2 separate regions of the Homo sapiens genome follow, and region 1 is linked to region 2. A link is an interaction called in ENCODE POLR2A ChIA-PET data of the cell type or tissue named here. Cell type or tissue: MCF 10A. All regions are shown on one strand. Each heading gives the region's core, and the rest is flanking DNA. Links, peaks and the distances in the headings are about the cores only. Region 1 overlaps TRIM37 (tripartite motif containing 37). Region 2 holds the start of SMG8 (SMG8 nonsense mediated mRNA decay factor).

What was found. Peaks named below come from ENCODE experiments on the same cell type or tissue, not always from the same donor. Only the 100,000 strongest peaks of a DNase experiment are listed, where the experiment ranks them.
Region 1: POLR2A ChIA-PET joins it to region 2 with 13 read pairs; 9 of 35 experiments call an interaction of 5 or more read pairs at or near these places.

Annotation. Positions count from the first base shown.
Region 1 is chr17:59,088,075-59,101,577 of GRCh38, reverse strand. TRIM37 (tripartite motif containing 37) reads left to right here. Exons shown (of 24, transcript NM_015294.6): 3 at 10,238-10,278; 4 at 13,171-13,287. Among named protein-coding and RNA genes, the nearest start is that of TRIM37, 12 kb to the left of the region's middle. In MCF 10A, for the core only: no CTCF peak of the experiment used is centred there; a DNase peak (open chromatin) is centred at 7,607.
Region 2 is chr17:59,204,382-59,213,079 of GRCh38, reverse strand. PRR11 (proline rich 11) reads right to left here. Exons shown (of 10, transcript NM_018304.4): 10 at 6,371-8,698. It overlaps SMG8 (SMG8 nonsense mediated mRNA decay factor), which reads right to left and starts at 3,045. Exons shown (of 4, transcript NM_018149.7): 1 at 1,270-3,045; 2 at 594-739; 3 at 1-351. The coding sequence starts at 3,028. RefSeq lists an enhancer at 3,167-3,236. In MCF 10A, for the core only: no CTCF peak of the experiment used is centred there; a DNase peak (open chromatin) is centred at 3,079.

The DNA.
Region 1 (13,503 bases), core at 3,197-11,196, 110 kb after region 2:
CAAAGTGCTGGGATTACAGGCATGAGCCGCTGCCTCTGGCCTATACCAATGATTTTTAAGTGCAATTAGTTATTATCTCCCTGTTTCACTTATATTTGTCTTACCCTTCTGTTTTTATCATTACCATGCTAATAGAGAAGTATGAACATTGGTTACCTCATGCTTAGATTATTTAATTACTTTCTGTCTGATCTCTCAGGTTTGAGTCTTTTCTTATCTCCAGTCCATTTTCTGTCCTGCTACTATATTAATATTTTTCACTGATATCTCTTTCTTTTCCCCAGAAGCCTCAGAAATGTATTATGTAAAGGATAAAATCCAAGAATGTTAGCCTTGTGTTCAGACCATCCAGATCTGGTTCTGACCTTTCTTTCTAGGGCTGTCTTGGTTCCTGAATGCACTAATCATTTGTTCATTCATTCAGCAAATATTGATTGCTTGCCTACTTGTTTTCAAGCCAGTCATTTTTTATTAGGTATAACTGACATGCAGTAAACTACACATATTTAAAGTGTACAGTTTTTTTGTTTGTTTTGTTCTTTTTTTTTTTTTTTTGAGACGGCGTTTTGCTCTTGTTGCCCAGCCTGGAGTGCAATGACGCGATCTCCGCTCACTGCAACCTCCATCTCCTGGGTTCGAGTGATTCTCCTGCCTCAGCCTCCCAAGTAGCTGGGATTATAGGCATGCATCACCACGCTTGACTAATTTTGTATTTTTAGTAGAAACAGGGTTTCACCATGTTGGTCAGGTTGGTCTCAAACTCCTGACCTCAGGTGATCCACCCACCTCAGCCTCCCAAAGTGCTAGGATTACAGATGTGAGTCACTGAGCCTGGCCAAGTGTACAGTTTTGACATATATGTATTCTTGTGAGACAATCATTGCATCCAAGTTAGTGAATATATCTGTCATCCCCAAAAGTTTCCTTGTGCCTCTTGGTAATTCCTCCCTCTACTTGCCTTGTCCCCAGGCAACCATTGATCTGCTTTCTGTCACGATAGATAAGTTTGCTTCAGAGATAAGGGGGATGGAAAAAGAGAAAAAAGATAAGTTTGCATGTTTTGGAATTTTATACAAATGAAAATCATACAATATGTACTCTTACGGATCTGGCTTTTTTTCACTCAGCAAAAATACTGTATGTATCAGTAGTATTCCTTTTTATTGCTAAGTAGTATTCCATTGTATGTATTTACCACAATTTGTTTATGCATTCACCTGTTGATGGGCATATGGCATGTTTACAGTTTTTGCTATTACAGTGAAAATTGCTGCGAACATTCGTGTACAAGAAGCTTTCTTTTCTCTTGGGTAAATAATTAGTAATGGAACGGATAGAGATTATGTGGTAGATGTGTGTTTAACATTTTGAAAATTGCCAAGCTATTTTCTAAAATACTTGTATCTGGGAGCTAAACAATGAGCATACATGGACATAAAGGGGGAAATGCTAGACACTGGGGACTTCAAAAGAGGGAGAGGAGGAGAGGGATGAAGGTTAAATTAAAAAAAGGATTGGGAGGCCGAAGTGGATGGATCACCTGAATTCGGGAGTTCGAGACCAGCTTGACCAACATGGAGAACTCTGTCTCTACCAAAAATACAAAATTAGCCAGGCCTGGTGGTACATGTCTGTAATCCCAGCTCCTTGGGAGCCTGAGGCAGGAGAATCACTTGAATCCAGAAGGCGGAGGTTGTGGTGAGCCGAGATCGCACCATTGCACTCCAGCCTGGGCAACAAGAGCGAAACTCTGTCTCAAAAAGAAAAAAAAGGAAATAGTTTTATAATTTTACATTCTCACCAGAAGTTTATGAGAGTTCCAATTCCTCCACATTAATGCTAACAGTTGGTGTGTTCGGTTTTGTGAATTTTAGCCATTCTCAGGGACGTGTAGCCATTCTTACAGGTATCTCCTTGTTTTAGTTAGCGTTTCTCTGTTGAGTAATGATGTTAGCATCTTTTCCAGGAGTTATTTACCATCCATATGTTGTCTTTGGTAAGGGGTCTGTTCAGTGCCCCCCATTTTGTGCTAAAATAAATATAACAAAATTTTCCATTTTACCCATATTTAAGGGTACAGTTCGGTGTCTTTAATTACATTCATAATGTTATACAACCATATCACTATTTCCAAAATCTTTCATCACCCCAAACAGAAAGTCTGTACCCATTAAAAAAAAAGAAAAAAGAAAATAAACATAAGTAAACATAGAAAAGGTATATTAAAAATACAGTATAAAAGATAAAAAATGGTACACCTATGTAGGGCAGCTCCATTCTAATCTTACGAGACTACTGTAGTATATGCGGTCCATCATTTACCGAAACATCTTTATGTGACACATGGCTATATACCACTTTTTGTTTATCCTTTTTCTTAAGTTTTTTTGTTTTTTGAGACAGAGCCTCGCTCTGTCGCCAGGCTGGAGTGCAATCGTGCGATCTCGGCTCACCACACCCTCCACCTCCGAGGTTCAAGCGAGTCTGCTGCCTCAGCCTCCCGAGTAGCTGGGACTACAGGTGTGCGCCAGTACACCCAGCTAATTTTTGTATTTTTAGTAGAGATGGGGTTTCACCATGTTGGCCAGGATGGTGTCGATCTCTTGACCTGGTGATCCACCCTCCTTGGCCTCCCAAAGTGCTGGGATTACAGGCGTTGAGCCACCGCGCCTAGCCTATTTATCCATTTTTATCTCTTGATGGACACTTGGGTTGTTTTCACTTTTTGGATATTGGATATTGTTAATAGTTCTGTTGTTAACAATTATCTGTTTGAGTTCCTGCTTTCATTTCTTTTGAATATATATCTAGAAGTGAAATTGCTGGGTCATATGGTATTCTGTTAATTTTTTTTTAATTGTGGTAAAATATACCTAATGTAAAATTAGCCTTTTTTTTTTTTTTTTTTTAAATGAGACAGTGTCTCACTCTGTTGCCCACGTTGGAGCACAGTGACACAATCATGGCTCACTGCAGCCTCAATCTCTTGGGCTCAAGCAGTTGGCCTGCTTCACACTCTTGAGTAGCTGGGACCACAAGTGTGTGCCATCGTGCCTGGCTAATTTTTTTATTTTTTGTAGAGACAGGGTTTTACTTTGTTGCCAAAGCTGGCCTCAAACTCCTGGGCTCAAGTGATCTGCCTGCCTTGGCCTCCCAAGTGCTAGGATTACAGATGTGAGCCACTTGGCCCAGCCAAATTTGCAATTTTAACTGTATTTTTAAGTGTACTGTTTAGCGGCATTAAGTACATTCACATTGTTGTGCAGCCATCACCACTATCCACCTTTAGTACTTTTTCATCATCCCAAACTGAAACTCTGTACTTGATAAACAATAAATTCTCATTATTCTCTTCCCCCTAGCCCCTGTTAACCACTATTCTACCTTCTGTCTTTACATTGACTATTCTAAGTACATCATATAAATGGAATCATAAAATATTTTTGTTTATTTCTACCTCTCTATTCTGTTCTATTAGTCTCTATTTCTGTTCTTATGGTAGTACCACACTGTTTTGATTACTGTAGCTTTGTAGTAAGTTTTGAAATTAGGAAGTGTGAGTCCTCCAACTTTTTCAAGATAGTTTTGACTATTTGGCATCCCTTGAGATTCCATGTGAATTTTAAATGCAGTTTTCTACCAATATAAAAAGTACCATTGGAGTTTTAGTAGGGATTACATTGATTCTGTACATGCCTTTGAGTAATATTGCTGTCTTAACAATATTAAATCTTATGATCCTTGAACATGGGTGTCTTTCCATTTATTTAGGACTTCTTTAACTTCTTTGAGCAGTGTATTGTAGTTTTGCACGTATAAGTCTTTCTTTTTGTTTTTTATTGTTTTGAGACAGGATCTCACTGTCACCCAGGCTGGAGTGCAGTGATGCGATCATGGCTCACTGCAGCCTCAACTTCCTGGGTTCAAGAGACCCTCTTGTCTTGGCCTCCCAATGCTGGGATTATAGGTGTGAGCCACCACACTCAGCCTCCATGTATGTCTTTCAAATTCTTGGTTTTTTTTTTCCCTAAGCATTTTATTCCTTTTGATGCTGTTGCAAATGTGTTATTTTCTTAATTTCGTTTTTAGATTGTTCATTGCAAGCTTATAGAAATGCCAGTGTTTTTTGTGTGTTTGTCTCCTGTAACTGTTGTGTTTATTAGCTTTAACAATATTTTGTGGACTCTTTAGGGATTTTTACAGATAAGATCATGTCATCTGCAAAAAGATAATTTCACTTCTTTTTTAATTAGGATACTTTTTATTTCTTTATCTTGCCTAAGTACTCTGGCTGGAATTTTTAGTACCTGTATTATGTCAAATAGAAATGGTAAAAGCTGGCATCCTTGTCTTTTTCCTGATCTTAAGGGGAATTTTTCCTGATCTTAAGGGGAAGAGTTTTTAGCCTTTGAATCGTTGACTATGATTTTTATGAGTTTTTATATATGGCCTTTATCAAGTTGAGGAAGTTCCCTTCTATTTCTATTGAGTATTTTTATCATGAAAGGATATTGGATTTTGTCAGATGCCTTTTCTGCATCAATTGAGATGATCATAGTGGGGGTTTTCCATGAAGTGGTTTATTACATTGAATGATTTTTGTAGTTGAATCATCTTTCTATTCTAGGAATAAATCCCACTTGGCCACAGTGTATAATTTTTTAAATAGTCTGTTGAATTAGTTTTATTGGGATTTTGTTGAGGATTTCCCTAGCACAATTTCTCTAGTAAATATCTTAAACTCCCAGACCACATATACATTAAAATTTTTCATATAGCATTATGAATGAGGATGCACAGTACATGTCAATAATGATATCTCTGATTATATTCTGAAGAAATGGAAGGAATTTAATAAATACTTATATTTTTAATTAATTTCAAATGCAGGATTAGGCATTGGAAATAGTATTTAATCAATCATGAGCCCATGATCTAAGATTTTTAATAATTGCTGTAATTAATGTTTCTTAAAGACCTTGTTTTCTGTTACAAAGTTGGTTTTTTTTTTTTTGTTTTTTTTTTTTTGAGACAGAGTCTCACTGTCACCCAGGCTGTAGTGCAGTGGCACGATCTTGGCTCATTGCAACCTCTGCCTCCTGGGTTCAAGCGATTCTCCTGCCTCAGCCTCCCGAGTAGCTGGGATTACAGGCACCCACCACCATGCCTGGCTAATTTTTATATTTTTAGTAGAGGCGGGGTTTCACCATGTTGGCCAGGCTGGTCTCGAACTCCTGACTCCAGGTGATCCACCCACCTCGGCCTCCCAAAGTATTGAGATTACAGGCGTGAGCCACTGTGCCCGGCTGATGTTTTTTTTTTAAACTCTCTTTTTTTGGTCTCCTGTTACACTAACAGTAATTTTATTTACCATCTGGCTTATTTAGTTCTGTATGCTAGATAATTAATATATACAATCTTTATGATAATTACTCATTCTTACAGGTTTTTGGAAATGAACAAAAGGACAGCTTTTCCCTTTCTTTGGTAGACATACCATAAGAAGTGGACTTTTGTTATAGTTTAGTGGTATAGATGTTTGTAAGAAACTATTTTAGTCTGGGCACAGTGGCTCATGCCTGTAGTCCCAGCACGTTGGGAGGCCCAAAGATGGAGGATTGTTTGAGCCCAGGACTTCAAGACCAGGCTGAGCAACATGGCAAGATCCCATCTCTGCAAAAAAAATTAAAAAATTAGCTGGATGTGGTGGGCACACCTGTAGCCTCAGCTACTTCAGAGGGTCAGGTGGGAGGACCTCTTGAGATGAAGAGGTTGAGGCTGCAGTGAGCTGTGTTTGGGCCACTGCTCTCCTGCCTGAGTGACAGAGTGAGACTTGTCTCAAAAACAAAAACAACCCCAGAAAGTATTTAGCATGTTTTTGTATGTATATATAGTTTGCCTCAAACAGTACATTAGGGGATGTAAGAAATTTTGTATGCTTTCACAAGGCATCTAAGATCCTCTATGATCGGCCTCCTAGTTTCCTTGCAATTTTGAGCTGTTTGGGAATAAAAGTCCTTTGTTAACAAATTTCCTATTTACTGCCTGTTTTCTCTTATAGCTAAAAGTATTTAAAAGAGTGTTTTCCACTCCATTTCCCTGCAACCTTGCCATCTACTTACCCTTCAACCCATTCTAACTTGGCTTTAGCTCCCTCCACACTACTCACATAGCTCCTGCAAAGTGTAGACTCAGTTTTGCTAAATCCAATGAACCTTTTGTTGGCCTTATCTTTCCTTCTCGGAGCATTCAGCATAAATTACTTCATCTGTTTTTCTTGAAACGTTATCTTTGGTATCTTTGCCATAATAGCTATACCATCTTCCTAGTAACTTCATGGTCTATGGATTTTTTTTTTTTAAGAGACCGAGTCTTGCTCTGTCATCCAGGCTAGAGACAGTGGCATGATCATGGCTCACTGCAGCCCTGACCTCTGGACTCAGTTGATCCTCCCACCTCAGCCTCCTGAGGAGTAGCTGGGACTACAGGCGTGTCCACCATGCCCGGCTAATTTTTAAATTTATTGTAGAGATGGTATCTTGCTATGTGACCCAGGCTGATCTGGAGCTCCTGGCCTTAAGCAATCCTCCCACCTTGGCCTGCCAAAGTGCTGGGATTAAAGGTGTGAGCCACCACACCCGACTGGTCCATGACTTTTAACACTACCTCTAGACTTAAACTTCCCAACTTTATCTTTTCAGTCCTGGCCTTTTCTCTGCCTCCAGTATCTAACTACCTTCATTTGGACTTGTAGTATGCATCTGAAATATATCGTCTCTATAAGAGGTTTTTTTTTGTTTTGTTTTTGTTTTTGTTTTTGTTTTTCACCATGCCAAATCTGTTTCTTTTCCAGTCAGGAACCCAGTTTTTTATCCAAAAACCTAGCTCACCTTAATCTTCCTTTTTCCTCACATCCAGTAGTAATTGAACTATAAATGTTAGCAGCCAGTTTGTTTTTTTTTTAAGATTATCTTAGATACTTAGTATATATTGCTAACAGCTTCTCTCTAACCCTTAGAGCGGTTTTGCAGGGTAGATATGTTGATTCTCTTGTTGCATATGAGGAGACGAGCTCAGTCACTTGTCCAATGTCATGTGGTCCATAAGTGCCAGAGCTGGGAATCAGACACAGATCTGAATACTTTCTAAAGCTTGTGATTCTTCCAGTTTAATGAAGGAGAGAAAATAATTTTTAATTTTAATTTTATTTTATGTTTATGATTTTTTAATTGAATGAGGGGGAATGCTCTAAAGATATTTGTTTAATATTATGCATTAATATTGTACCACTGGTTCTTTGGTTTTGGTTTGAGAGAAACATTGCTTTTCTCAAAGTATTAACATTGTCATATTTATTTTGTAATTAAATTAGATTGTGGAGGCTGAGCAATTTCATGCCTGTATGCCTGTAATCCCAGCACTTTGGGAGGCCCAGGCGGGCAGATCACTTGAGGTCAGAGTTGGAGACTAGCCTGGCCAACGTGGGAAAACCCCATCTCTAATAAAAATACGAAAACCATCTGGGTGTGGCGTCGCATGCCTGTAATCCCAGCTGCTTGAGAGGCTGAGGCATGAGAATTGCTTGAACCCGGGAGGCAGAGGTTGCAGTGAGTTGAGATTGCACCACTGCACTCAAGCCTGGGGGAGGGAGTGAGACTCTGTCTCAAAAAATAAATAAATAAATTAGATTGTGGAATACAAGATAAAAATACCACAAATATTCAGAGAATGTAAAACTCACTATAGCCTGGGAAAGGCAGGAAATTTTATGGACATGATCCAGTGACATTTCTATGAGACGGGATATGGAGGGAGGGACCATATAAGCAAATGCACAGATATATCGACAGTGTTATATAGTGCAGCAGTAAGCCTGTTTTGACTGGGAGGGAGGGAGACATTTAAAATACGATCTGGTTACTCCCTATCATAGTCCCAGTCTTTATAAGTTTTATAGTCTAGCAGGGCAAAGGAGACCAACAAATAAGTCGTCGTAATAAAGTATCTGAAGGGGGAAGTGTAGGTTGCTGTGGTAGAGCATGGCAATTGTATCTAAAATAGTCTGCAGAGTGTCAGGGAAAGCTTTTTGGAGAAAGCAACTTATGAACTGAAATCTAAACAATGAGTAGGAGTAACCCAGATGAAGAAAGGTTTTGAAGAATATCTTAGGCAGAGAGAGGAAACATGTAAAGACATTACCTTGCTGGGTTATAGGGCCAGTTCTGGAGAGGAGTTCATGAGACCAGTTCTGGAGAGGAGCTGTGACTTTAACAGAAGAGTGGCATGGTCATGCCATTGTTTCAGGGGAAGAAACCTGACCCAAATTTCGTTTTTGCCTAGGGACCAAGGTAATAATAATGTTCAAGGTTATTAAGAATGGAGGAATCCTTTTCCATAGGCTTTTTATTTTATTTTTATTTTATTTTTTGAGACAGAATCATGCTCTGTTACACAGGCTGTAGTGCCGTGGCGCTGTCTCGGCTCCCTGCAGCCTCCACCTCCTGGGTTCAAGCAGTTCTCCTGCCTCAGCCTCCTGAGTAGCTGGGACTACATGCTCATGCCACCACACCTGGCTCAATTTGTATTTTTAGTAGAGACGGGATTTCACTATGTTGGCCAGGCTGGTCTCGAACTCCTGACCTCGTGATCCACCCGCCTCAGCCTCCCAAAGTGCTGGGATTACAGGCGTGCTCTGTATGCTTTTTCTTTCAGCTTTATTTTCTTTGCTCTGAAGTACCTTGCTTGCTATCATTTTAAGTCTTTTACTGTCCTTTAAGGTTTCCTTGGGAATTTTATTTCTAAGTTAATTATTTGGCATCAAGTTAAAGCTCATGTTCATTTTAAAAAGTAGAAAGAGATAAACAAATAACAGATATTGGGAGTACGTTGGTGTAGGATCATAGTTATTTACCTCTGAACCTATTTATCAGACAATTAAAACATAAAGTTTTTTTTATTATAAACCTGTTGTTTCCTGAAAACTAGTCAGAAAATCTTAACATCTCCTTTATATGTGGTATAACATTGCTCTCAGTTTCCTAATAAATTATTAATATAATTTTTGGTTTAGTAGAGACATTATTCTCTTCTAAAACCTTTTTATAATTATGAGGAAACCAAGATATCTAGAAGCTTCAATTACTGAACTATGAAACCGTTTTTTTTGTTTTTTTTTTTTTGAGACAGAGTCTTGCTCTGTTGCCCAGGCTAGAGTGCAGTGGCAGGATCTCGGCTCACTGCAACCTCTGCCTCCTTGGTTCAAGCAATTCTCCTGCCTCAGCCTCCCGAGTAGCTGGGATTATGGGCGCCTGCCACCATCACCATGCCTGGCTAATTTTTGTGTTTTTAGTAGAGACGGGGTTTCACCATGTTGGCCAGGCTGGTCTCCATCAGCTGACCTCAGGTGATCTGCCCACCTTGGCCTCCCAAATTGCTGGGATTACAGGCGTGAGACACCGTGCCCAGCCCTGTGAAACTGTTTTAAGACTTAAAAGTTGTGCTGTATTGCTTATTCATTTTTTTCGGTTTAATTTACATGTCTATAATGTATGTAACTCAGAATTAGCTTCCTTTTTTTTTTCGAATTAGCTTTTCAAAAAATAAATTTAGTAGTAAACTAGATAGAAATAAATCATCACTGTGGTTTATTTTTGAGTGCAAAGGAGACAGTGCCATTATTATAAGACAATAATAAGATTATATAGACGTTCCCTGTGAGAATCAGTTAGTCCTGAAATCATTGCTTTTCCTGTGTGAGAGTAGCCTTTTAACAGCTATTTTGTGTTGAGTTTTGTCCCTTCAAAAGTTTATCCCTATGAGGATGACAGTGAGGGAAACAGTAGATTGCCTGTTACTTTTATAAGTATCTCTAAAACTAAGCACTAGAGAGTTAAACCCATTAGATTTGTAGTATTTTATATATATAAATATTATATAATATATTATACATTATTATACATTATATATATATTATATATATAATGTATAATATATTATACATTATATATATTATATATATAATGTATAATATATTATACATTATTATACATTATACATTATATATATATGATATGTTATATAATAATATATTATATATTATATATTATGAATATTATATATTTATATATTATATATATTAAGAATATTATATATATTATATATAAATATAAAATATTAAGTAATATATATATATAGTAATGATGTTTTCTAATCGATATCTAATCTTTTGCCCCCTTAGCGCTGGCTGACAGAGCAGAGAGCTCAATGTCCTCATTGCCGGTAAGTGTTTCCTTACGATTATTTGTGAATTTTGAAAATAGTAAGATCAGAATGTGCCTTGGGATTCATAAAGGCAGTTTTCCTGCAGTCTGCCCATTTCTCTTCTTCGTGAAGATAGTTGAGTAGAAATAAGCAATTTGACTAGAAAAAGAAATGCAGGGACTAATTCATGTGACTTAAAATTACGTTTACTATGTTGTACTCTGCCTCTCAGAAAATCATTGTATAACTTCTTAATTTACCTTTTATAATTAAGCAACAAATTTTTAATGTTTCTGGTTAAAAAATCCAGATAGTTAGGGCATAATTTATCTTTTATAATTAAGCAAAAAATTTTAATGTTTTCTGGTTAAAAAAATCCAGATAGCTTGGCCGGGCACAGTGGCTCGCTCATACCTGTAATCCCAGCACTTTGGGAGGCCAAGGCGGCTGGATCACCTGAGGTCGGGAATTCGACACCAGCCTGGCCAACATAGTGAAACCTTGTCTCTACTAAAAATACAAAAATTAGCTGGGCGTGGTGGCGCGCGACTATAGTCCCAGCTACTCAGGAGGCTGAAGCATGAGAATTGCTTGAACCTAGGAGGTGGAGGTTGGAGTGAGCTGAGATCGTACTGCTGCACTTGAGCCAAGGTCACGCCACTGCACTCCAGCCTGGGCCACAGAGCGAGAGTCTGTCTCAAAAAAATAAAAACAAAAAACAAACAAAAAAATCCAGATGGTAGAGATAAATATAAAATAAAATAAAAAGCCTTCTGATTCTGATACTCCCTACCCTGTCTTCTCACTTAATAATACTTTCAGAAGAAATTGTTGGGTTTGGTATCTATTCTTCTAGACTGTTTTTTGTGCATGTATTTTGTAATGCCCTAATCCAGTATGATTGTGCCTATATTTATATATATATATGCGTATGTGATTCCCATATGCTTTTTCTTAAAATGTACCAATGATATAATATTGTTTTGCAGTTTGCTTTTTCATGTAAAATATGGTAGATATCTTTTCTTGATTGTATGTATACATAAGTCATTTTTTAAAAAAGTGACTGATAATCAGTTTTATGACTATACCTTGATTTATTTATGCCCATATTGAGAGACATTTAGGTTATCTCTACTTTTGGTTTCAAAAAATAATGCTGGAGTGCCATCTGTTAACCATTTTTCTTTTTGTATTCACTTTTCTTTTTATTTTTTTGAGACAGAGTCTCGCTCTGTCGTCCAGGCCGGAGTGCAATGGCGTGATTTCAGCTCACTGCAGCCTCGACCTCCTGGGCTCAGGTGATCCTCCTACCTCAACCTCCTTCCTAACTGGGACCACTGGTGTGTGCTACCATGCCAGCTAATTTTGTTTATTTTTTGTAGAGATGAGATGTCACTGTGTTGGCCAAACTGGTCTCGACTTCCTGGGCTCAAGGGATCCTACCACCTTGACCTCCCGAAGTGCTAGGATTGCAGCGTGAACCACTGTGCCTCGTCCCACCTTTCTTACATTATCTTATAAGACCAGCATTATCAAGTAGAACTTTTTATAATGATGAAAGTGTTCTATGTCTACACTGTCCAGTATGGTAGCCACTAGTTGTGTGTGGCTGTCGATCACTTGAAATGTGTCTAGTGTGGCTATATGATGAAATTTTACTTATTTATTTATTTTTGAGATGGAGTCTCACTCTTTCGCCAGGCTGGGGTGCAGTGGCGCAATCTTGGCTCACTGCAACCTCTGACTCCCTGGTTCAAGTGATTCTCCTGCCTCATCCTCCCAAGTAGCTGGGATTACAGGCACGTGCCACCACGCCCAGCTAATTTTTGTATTTTTAGTAGAGACAGCGTTTCACCATGTTGGCCAGGATGGTCTTGATCTCCTGACCTTGTGATCCACCCGCTGTGGCCTCCCAAACTGCTGGGATTACAGGTGTGAGCCACTGCACCTGGCCAAAATTTTATTTTTATTTAATTTTAACTTAAAAGAGTCACATGTGGCTAGTGGCTATCGTTTTGGACAGCACAGCTGTGGATTTGTGTTTTGTTTTGTTTTGTTTTTGAGACAGGCTCTCACTCTGTTCCCCAGGCTGGAGTGCAGAGGCATGATCTTGGCTCACTGCAGCCTCAATCTCCCTGGCTCATGTGGTCCTCCTACCTCAGCTTCATGGGTAGCTGGGACTGTAGGCACATGCCATTGCACTTGGCTAATTTTTTATAGAGACAGGGTTTCATCATGTTGCCCAGGCTGGTCTCGAACACCTGGGCTCAAGCAATCTACCTGCCTCAGCCTCCCAAAGTGCTGGGATTACAGGCGCGAGCCACTACGCCAACAGTACAGCTTTAGACTCAGAAGTTGAGAATTCAGTCCATATTCTGAATCATATGTTTTTGTTTAGCTTTTTGTTTCTTTTCATAAATGACGTGTTAATGTGGTGAAAATAAGTCACAGATAATATTTTTCATTGTCTTTTTTTTTATTTTTTATTTTTTTAGTTTTAATAGTATTATGGGGCCAGGTAGTGGCTCATACCTGTAATCCTAGTACTTTGGGAGGATCACTGGAGGCCAGGAGTTCAAGACCAGCCTGGGAAATATAGCAAGATTCCCGTCTCTACAAAAAATTTTAAAATTAGCTGGGTTTGATGGTGTGCTGCTGTAGTCCCAGCCACTCAGGAGGCTGAGGCAGGAGGATCGCTTGAGCCTAGGAGGTCAAGGCTACAGTGAACCATGATCATGCATGCCGCTGCATTCCACCCTGGGTCATAGAGTGAGACTCATCTCTTAAAAAAAAAAAATAGTGTTATGGTATGAGTATTATTGTGCTCTCTATTTTGAGAAACGTATTTATTTTATAAAATAATCTCAAATTCCTGAATTAGTGTATGTGTATGGATTTTCTCCCCAGTGCTCCACTCCAGCTACGAGAACTAGTAAATTGTCGTTGGGCAGAAGAAGTAACACAACAGCTTGATACTCTTCAACTCTGCAGTCTCACCAAACATGAAGAAAATGAAAAGGACAAGTATGTCCTCAATTTCTTTGTTCAATATTGAATGGATTTTGCCTTTGTATTGTTTAATGACACTATATTGGTAGTTGCCTTTTAGTTATTTATGAATAAGTAGTGTTATATTTCTTGTTTTTAATTCTTTCAGTCATGCGCTGTTACTGTTAAGTAACATATTCTTATTGTGTTTATTTAACAACAGTTATTTCATGCCATGTATACACAGATACC
Region 2 (8,698 bases), core at 1-8,000:
ATGTAGCATGCCTGGGAGATACTCAACTGTGGATGCCTGTCGATCAACGAAGTTTGGCCTCTTCTCAGTTTTCACTTCTACTTGACCATGAACTTCTGGATTATCTCCTCCTGCTTGTGGATCAGCTGGATAGGTACCTAAGCTATCTGTGGATTGGCCCAAACTCAAAGCTAAACTCAGGCTCGTGCTCTCTCCTTGGGTTTGAGGTTCTTTTTCTTTAAGTTTATCAGCATCCGAATCTGGAGGAGCAGGAGAGGATTCATTTTTAGCAGGAGCAGGATCTGGAGTACTTGGTTCAAATACTGGGAAATTGATATGATCCAATTTTCCACAACACTTTTCTTCCAGAAGCTATAGAGGGTAAGAAAAAAAATCCAGTAAGTTTTTCATTTTAAATAATATTCTTCATTCTAACAAGATCAATAATTGATGTGTAAGTAAATATGTACACATAAAGAATTTGCTCCTGTTTATATATTATACTGCAGTTGCATTTGCTTTTCTACTTACTCTGCTATTGAAAATATGTTTTTACTCAGATGATATTTAACAAAAAAAGACAGAAGAGGAAGAAGAAAAAATTCAGAGTCTACCTGATAGAAGTCATAATTGGCTGCTTTGATATCAAAGGGATCATCTCGAGGTGCTTGTTTCCTTCCACAGTTGCAAGCACCAGTAGATCGAGCTCGGCTATTGTGATATAGCACAGGCGGATTTCTATCAGCCTCTGGTTTTTCTCCTGGAAAATATAACAGCCACTATTAATTTCATAAACACAATGTGCGAATTTACTTTGCATTCTACAACATCTAACCCCACAAACAAAAACCTTACCTAAATACACATAACAGAAGAAGCAAGTGAAAGTATATAAAATACTTTATATTATAAATGTAAAGTTTAGAGTTTTTAAGTGAATTTTTCCTCCTGCTACCATTATCATGTACCATCATCTAACATAACATTCATTTTAGTTCTACAAATCCTCCAAGGCAAAGTGTTAATATGAGATGTCTGAAATTTTATACTACTTAATAATTCTCACTTACCAATTCACTAGGACGTATCCTTTAAATGAAAAAAAATAAGAAAGTAGTCATAGCTGATATTTTCCTTTTACAGCAGGAGAGAAAACGTATAGCTGATGCACCTAAATTTCTGTAGGGCTCTTTCTAAAATATCAATACATAGTGAACAGACTATCTTAAAACAAGAATGAAAACACAGCTCAAAGTTTTTATTTCAAAATGCTGAACAAATTTTAGCTACCTGATTTAGGTAATGAGTGAAATTTGTGCACACAGTGTTGATCAGTTAAACTCCTCTCCTCACAGAGCTGATGGCCATTGCTCCAAAATTTGTAGCAGTCCTCATGTAACTGCATGGCGTATTTGTGAAATGCTGGACCTCTAGCATGTTGACTGTACACTCGAAGAGCCTGGGCAAGCTGATTCTTATGGACAGTCATTGTGTAATTATGAGGCAAATTTGACTGGTAGGCACTGTGGGCCATGGGTAAAGCTTTTTGGCATCGGTTTTCTGAGAATTTTGTGTCAATATCCAAAAATCCTTCCAAGACTTTAATACTGCTTAAAATCTTAGATGTTAGCTCTCCAGTGGGTGACCCCAAGTCCTCTTCTTTCCCATCAATAGCCACCTCATACAGTTTTGAAGCTGCTGAGATCCACTTCTGATAAGTAGGAAGTTCAAAATGGGAAGGCTGTGGGTTCCTGCCCACACTGTCATCGAAACCTTTCTTGCTTAGAACTAGCTCCACATGCTGCCATAGGAATTCCCGAAGAGTGAAATCCACTAGCTGGCCTGAAGAACTGGAACTGCTGCTGTCAATGTGAAAGGAAAGTTGTTGTCGGCTGTGCTGCCTCATCACCTGGTATCGCCTAGGCCCAGAAAGGGGTGCAGGCACCAGCAAAGATTCCGGGTCCTTCACAGTACAATGACTCCTAAGTTGGTCCAGCAACATACCTACTGGGTCCTCCTCCTGGCTTCCCGGTACTATGTACACGAAAGCTTGGTTGGCAGGCACAGTAAAGAGGCAGTTGATGCTCTGATTAGTCAAGACACGACTCTTCCGGAAGATTCTATAGATCTGGTCCTCCAGGGCATGCTGCAGCCTCCTTTTGGGAGAATGTTTCTTGGGCTTGTCTGGATGAGCTGGGTCTTGGTTCCGAGGAGGTTCTACCTTGAGGGCTCCATTGAGTTGAAAGAGGAAAAGGAGTCTAGGTGGGCAAGGTCGGCAGTTTAGCTTCCAGTCTTTGCCAACTGGACAATCCTTAATGGCTGTTTTAAGGAGCGGCAGGACCTTCTGTCTCAGCCCATCCAGGGCTCTGAATACTCGATCATAAGTGATATCAAAGGAACAAGTGGGATGGACCAGAAGCAAGATATGACAGACAGAGAATAGGTAAAGGAGACTGAGGCACTGCAGCTTCTCTTGATGCTTCCAGAACTCGTGTGCTTCTGCATGAGGTAAAGAGAGTCCACCTCCAGCTTCCCCGCTCTGAAGAGCCCGACAAGCCCGGAGAAGCTGTGAATTGTCACAGATGGAGGTGAGGAGAAGATACAGAACTTTGCTTTCCTGACTGTAGTAGGCCTGCAGAAGGCTGTAGTCCTGGGAGCCTGCCTCAGTTCGGTTACCTTCCGCGACAGCTCCACTTCCCCGAACTGAACCCCCGGCTGCAGCCCCAGGGTCCTCGGCTCCACCGGCCTCACCCACGGCGCCAGCCTCAGTTCTGATTCCAGGTCCTGGATCCCCAGGATCTTGGTGGCGAAAGAGAGGAAAGACCTGTCGGTCGCACACCGTATTCACAAGAGAGAACTTCTCGGAATTCAGGCGTAGAGCCGTCTTGCCGAAGATTCCCACAACGCAGATCTCATCCTCCCGCCATGGAGGCTCCGGTCCGCCAGCCGCGCTCCCTCCGCCCTCAGTAGGGGACCCTCCGGGACTTTCAGAGCCCATCCAGGCTGATGCTCCCATTAGAAGGTCTCGCAAGCTCACGGGACCAGCCATAGTGCAGAGCGTTCTCTAGAGTCCTTCCGGTCCGTTAGTAAAACCGACCGGCTTTCGTCCAATTTTGAAATCCTTCCTCCGCTTCTTCAGTTCCTGCTTTCCCGTCACTTGAGTTCCGCCTCCTCTTCTCCTCTCCTAGTTTGTTTCCTCAACTGTAGGAATTGAGATATCAAAAACAAAAAACAAAAAAACAAAACAAAACTGGGACTACTGCGGTGGCTCACGCCTGTAATCCTAGCACTTTGGGAGGCCAAGGCGGGCGGATCACCTGAAGTCAGGAGTTCGAGACCAGGCTGGCCAACATGGTGAAACCCCATCTCTACTAAAAATACGAAAATTAGCCGGGCGTGGTGGCGGGCGCCTGTAATCCCAGCTACTCGGGAGGCTGAGGCAGGACAATCGCTTGAACCCGGGAGGCGGAAGTTGCAGTGAACCGAGATCACACCATTGCACTCCAGCCTGGGCAACAAGAGCGAAAACCGTCTAAAAAAAAAAAAAAAAAAAAAAAAAAAAGCAAAAATTAGGCGTGGTGGCGCATACCTGTAGTTCCAGCTGCTCAGGAGGCTGAGGCAGGAGAATTGCTCGAACCAGGAGGTGGAGGTTGCAGTGAGCCGAGATCACCCCGCTGCACTCCAGCCTGGGCGACAGAGTGAGACTCCGTCTCAAAAAAAAAAAAAATTGCGAAATATCTTTGTATGTAAATTATAACTTGCAGAACCTCTCTAACTAGAAGGCATATTGACAAATAGCTGCCAGGATAAAACTTACAACCAGATTTAAATGTATAATTATAACGTTTATTATTCTGGGGTTTTGTAAAAAATAAAAATCTTTGAATCTAAAAAAATTATCTATAGCACTATACAATAACATGACTGAATCTTTAAAATAAATGTTGATTGAAAGAAATCAGAAACAAAAGTGTATATACCCTATAATTCTATTTTTTTTTTTTTTTTTTTTTTTTTTTGGAGATGCAGTCTTGCTCTGTGGCCAGGCTAGAGTTCAGTGGCGCGATCTCGACTCACTGCAACCTCCGGCTCCCCGGTGCAAGTGATTCTCTTGCCTCAGCCTCCCAAGTAGCTGGGATTACAGGTGCGTGAGACCACACCCAGCTAACTTTTGTATTTTTAATAGAGACAGGATTTCACCATGTTGGCCAGGATAGTCTCAATCTCCTGATCTCATGATCTGCCCGCCTCGGCCTCCCAAAGTGGTGGGATTACAGGCGAGAGCCACTGCGCCAGGCCTGATTTTATTTCTATAGAGTTCAAAAGCAAGCAAAATAAACCATTGCATTTAGGGGTGTGTTCTTACTAAAAGCAAGGAAATATTTATTGTACCAAGTAGGTCAGTGATTACTTAGTGAGGGAAGGGATTATGATATAATATATATATTATATATATACATAATAATATATATTACACATATACATAATAATATATATTATATATATACATAATAATATATATTATATATATTTTGAGACAGAGTCTTGCTCTGTTGCCCAGAGTGGAGTACAGTGGTGCAATCTAAGCTCACTGCAAACTCCACCTCCCAGGTTCAAGTGATTCTACTGCCTCAGCCTCCCAAGGAGCTGGGATTACAGGTGCACCACCATGGGCGGCTAATTTTTGTATTTTTAGTAGAGATGGTGTTTCACCATGTTGGCCAGGCTGGTCTCGAACTCCCGACCTCACATCATCCACCCACCTCGGCCTCCCAAAGTGCTGGGATTACAGGTGTCAGCCACCACACCTCGCCTCCGGCCTAAAATTTTTTTTTTTTTTTTTTGTGAGACAGAGTCTCACTCTGTCACCCAGGCTGAAGTGCAGTGGTGCTATCTGGGATCACGGCAACCTCCATCTCCTATTCCCTGTCTCCGTCTCCTCAAGCAATTCTTCTGCCTCAGCCTCCCAAGTAGCTGGGATTACAAGCACGTACCACCACGCCCACCTAAACTTGTATTTTTAGTAGAGATGGGGTTTCCCCACGTTAGCCAGGCTGGTCTCGAACTTCCAACCCCAGGTGATCTGCCCACCCCGGCCTCCCAAAGTGCTGGGATTATAGGTTTGAGCCATCACGCTCGGCATTGATTTTTTAATTCATATATTTTCTATACTTACTATATACTTTTTTGTTTTTTTGAGACAGAGTCTCACTCTGTTGCCCAGGCTGGAGTGCAGTGGCGTGATCTCAGCTCCCTGCAAGCTCTGCCTCCCGGGTTCATGCCATTCTCCTGCCTCAGCCTCCCAAGTAGCTGGGACTACAGGCGCCTGCCACCACGCCCGGCTAATTTTTTGTATTTTTAGTAGAGACCAGGTTTCACCGTGTTAGCCAGGATGGTCTTGATCTTCTGACCTCATGATCCACCTGCCTTGGGCTCCCAAAGTGCTGGGATTACAGGCGTGAGCCACTGCGCCCGGCCAATATATACTTTTCTATAGGTATTATTATTTCTAGTTAAAAAAAAAGGTTAAAAAGGGAAAAACCAAAACTTTTATTAATCTTTATTTAAAGATGCAAGGTAGAACACATTTTAACACTGTACAATGGCAGTAGCAGCTTTGCAAATGTTTATCTATATGGACTTTTTTTTCCTGCCTGGCTTCGTTATATAGCAAAGCATTTTTCTTTTTTCTTTCTTTTTTTTTTTTTTTTTTTTTTGAGACAGCATCTTGCTCTGTCACCCAGCAGGCTGGAGTGCAGGTGGTATGAACACTGCTCGCTGGAGCCTCAACCTCCTGGACTCAAGTGATTCTCCCACCTCAGTCTCCCGAGTAGCTGGGACTACAGGCACATGCCACCATGCCCGGCTAATTTTTTGTTTTTTGTAGAGACAGGGTCTTGCAATGTTGCCCATACTGGTTTCAAACTCTTGGCCTCAAGTGATCCTCCCACCTCAGCCTCCCAAAGTGCTGGGATTACAGGTGTGAGCCACTGTGCCTGGCCCCCAAGCCTATAATTTTTTAATTTATATATTTTTCTATACTTAACATATACTTTTTTTTTTTTTGAGACAGTTTCGCTCTTGTTGCTCAAGCTGGAGTACAATGGGGCGATCTCGGCTCACTGCAACCTTTGCCTCCCAGGTTCAAGCCATTCTGGCTCAGCCTTCCCAGTAGCTGGGATTACAGGTGTCTGCCACTATGCCCGGCTAATTTTTGTATTTTTAGTAGAGACAGGGTTTCACCATGTTGGCCAGACTGGTCTCGAACTCTTGACCTCAGGTGATCTGCCTGCCTCGGCCTCCCAAAGTGCTGGGATTATAGGCATGAGCCACCGCACCCGGCCAACATTTACTTTTCTATAGGTATTATATTTCTAGTTTAAAAAGAAGGTTAGAAAGAGAAAAACCAAAACTTTTATTAATCTTTATTTTAAAACATAACCAGATGCACCTTGGTTGTTTACATTCTCTGGTTGCCATTCAGTCTCAAAGTAAACACTGGGAGCATATGATAAATCGTAGTTTAAGGAAGCCATAGCACTTACAGAGTTCTCAAATGGTTACAATATAAAATCTGTCATAAAAATCAGTAAAAGATGCAAGGTAGAACACATTTTAACACTGGTACAATGGCAGTAGCAGCTTTGCAAATGTTTGTCTATATGATTTCCACAGGACTTTTTTTTTTTGCCTGGCCTCATTATGTAGCAAAGCATTTTTTCTTTTCTTTTTGAGATGGAGTCTTGCTCTGTTACCCAGCAGGCTGGAGTGCAGTGGTATAAACACAGCTCACTGCAGCCTCAACCTCCCGGGCTCAAGTGATTCTTCCACCTCAGTCTCCTGAGTAGCTGGGACTACAGGCACACATCACCGCTCCCGGCTAATTTTTCGTTTTTTGTAGAGTTGGGGTCTTGCAGTGTTGCCCAGGCTTGTTTTGAACTCTTGGCCTCAAGCGAACCTCCTGCCTTAGCCTCCCAAAGTGCTAGGATTATAGGTGTGAGCCACTGCACTGGGCCATAAAGCATTTTTCTTTTTCTTTCTTTTTTTTTTGAGACAAGGTCTCACTCTGTTGCCCAGACTGTAGTGCAGTAGTGTGATCTCAGCTCACTGCAACCTCCACTTCCATCGTTCAAGTGATTCTCACGCCTCAGTCTTCTGAGAAGCTGAGACTATAGGCACATGCCACCACACCCAGATAATTTTTATATATTTTTTTTGGTAGAGACGGGGTTTCACCATGTTGGCCAGGCTGGTCTCAAACTCCTGACCTCAAGTGATACACCCACCTCGGCCTCCCAAAGTGCTGGGATTACAGGTGTGAGCCACTGTGCCTGGCCCCCAAGCCTATAATTTTTTAATTTATATATTTTTCTATACTTAACATATACTTTTTTTTTTTTTTTGAGACAGTTTCGCTCTTGTTGCTCAAGCTGGAGTGCAATGGGGCGATCTCGGCTCACTGCAACCTCTGCCTCCCAGGTTCAAGCCATTCTGGCTCAGCCTTCCCAGTAGCTGGGATTACAGGTGTCTGCCACTATGCCCGGCTAATTTTTGTATTTTTAGTAGAGACAGGGTTTCACCATGTTGGCCAGACTGGTCTCGAACTCTTGACCTCAGGTGATCTGCCTGCCTCGGCCTCCCAAAGTGCTGGGATTATAGGCATGAGCCACCGCACCCGGCCAACATTTACTTTTCTATAGGTATTATATTTCTAGTTTAAAAAGAAGGTTAGAAAGAGAAAAACCAAAACTTTTATTAATCTTTATTTTAAAACATAACCAGATGCACCTTGGTTGTTTACATTCTCTGGTTGCCATTCAGTCTCAAAGTAAACACCGGGAGCATATGATAAATCGTAGTTTAAGGAAGCCATAGCACTTACAGAGTTCTCGAATGGTTACAATATAAAATCTGTCATAAAAATCAGTAAAAGATGCAAGGTAGAACACAGTTTAACACTGGTACAATGGCAGTAGCAGCTTTGCAAATGTTTGTCTATATGATTTCCACAGGACTTTTTTTTTTTTGCCTGGCCTCATTATGTAGCAAAGCATTTTTTCTTTTCTTTTTGAGATGGAGTCTTGCTCTGTTACCCAGCAGGCTGGAGTGCAGTGGTATAAACACAGCTCACTGCAGCCTCAACCTCCCAGGCTCAAGTGATTCTCCCACCTCAGTCTCCTGAGTAGCTGGGACTACAGGCACACATCACCGCTCCCGGCTAATTTTTCGTTTTTTGTAGAGTTGGGGTCTTGCAATGTTGCCCAGGCTTGTTTTGAACTCTTGGCCTCAAGCAATCCTCCTGCCTTAGCCTCCCAAAGTGCTAGGATTATAGGTGTGAGCCACTGCACTGGGCCATAAAGCATTTTTTCTTTCTTTCTTTCTTTTTTTTTTTTTTGACACAGGGTCTCACTCTGTTGTCCAGACTGGAGTGGAGTGGTGTGATCTTGGCTCACTGCAACCTTCACCTCCAGGATGCACATAATTCTCGTGCTTTAGCTTCCTGAGTAGCTGGGGCTATAGGCACATGCCACCACGCCTGGATAATTTTTATTTTTATTTTTGGTAGAGACGGGGTTTCACCATGTTGGCCAGGCTGGTCTCAAACGTCTGACCTCAAGTGTTTTGCCCGCCTCAGCCTCCCAAAGTGCTGGGATTACAGGCGTGAGCCACTGTGCCAGGCCTTTTTTTTTTTTTTTTTTTTTTTTGAGGCAGGGTCTGG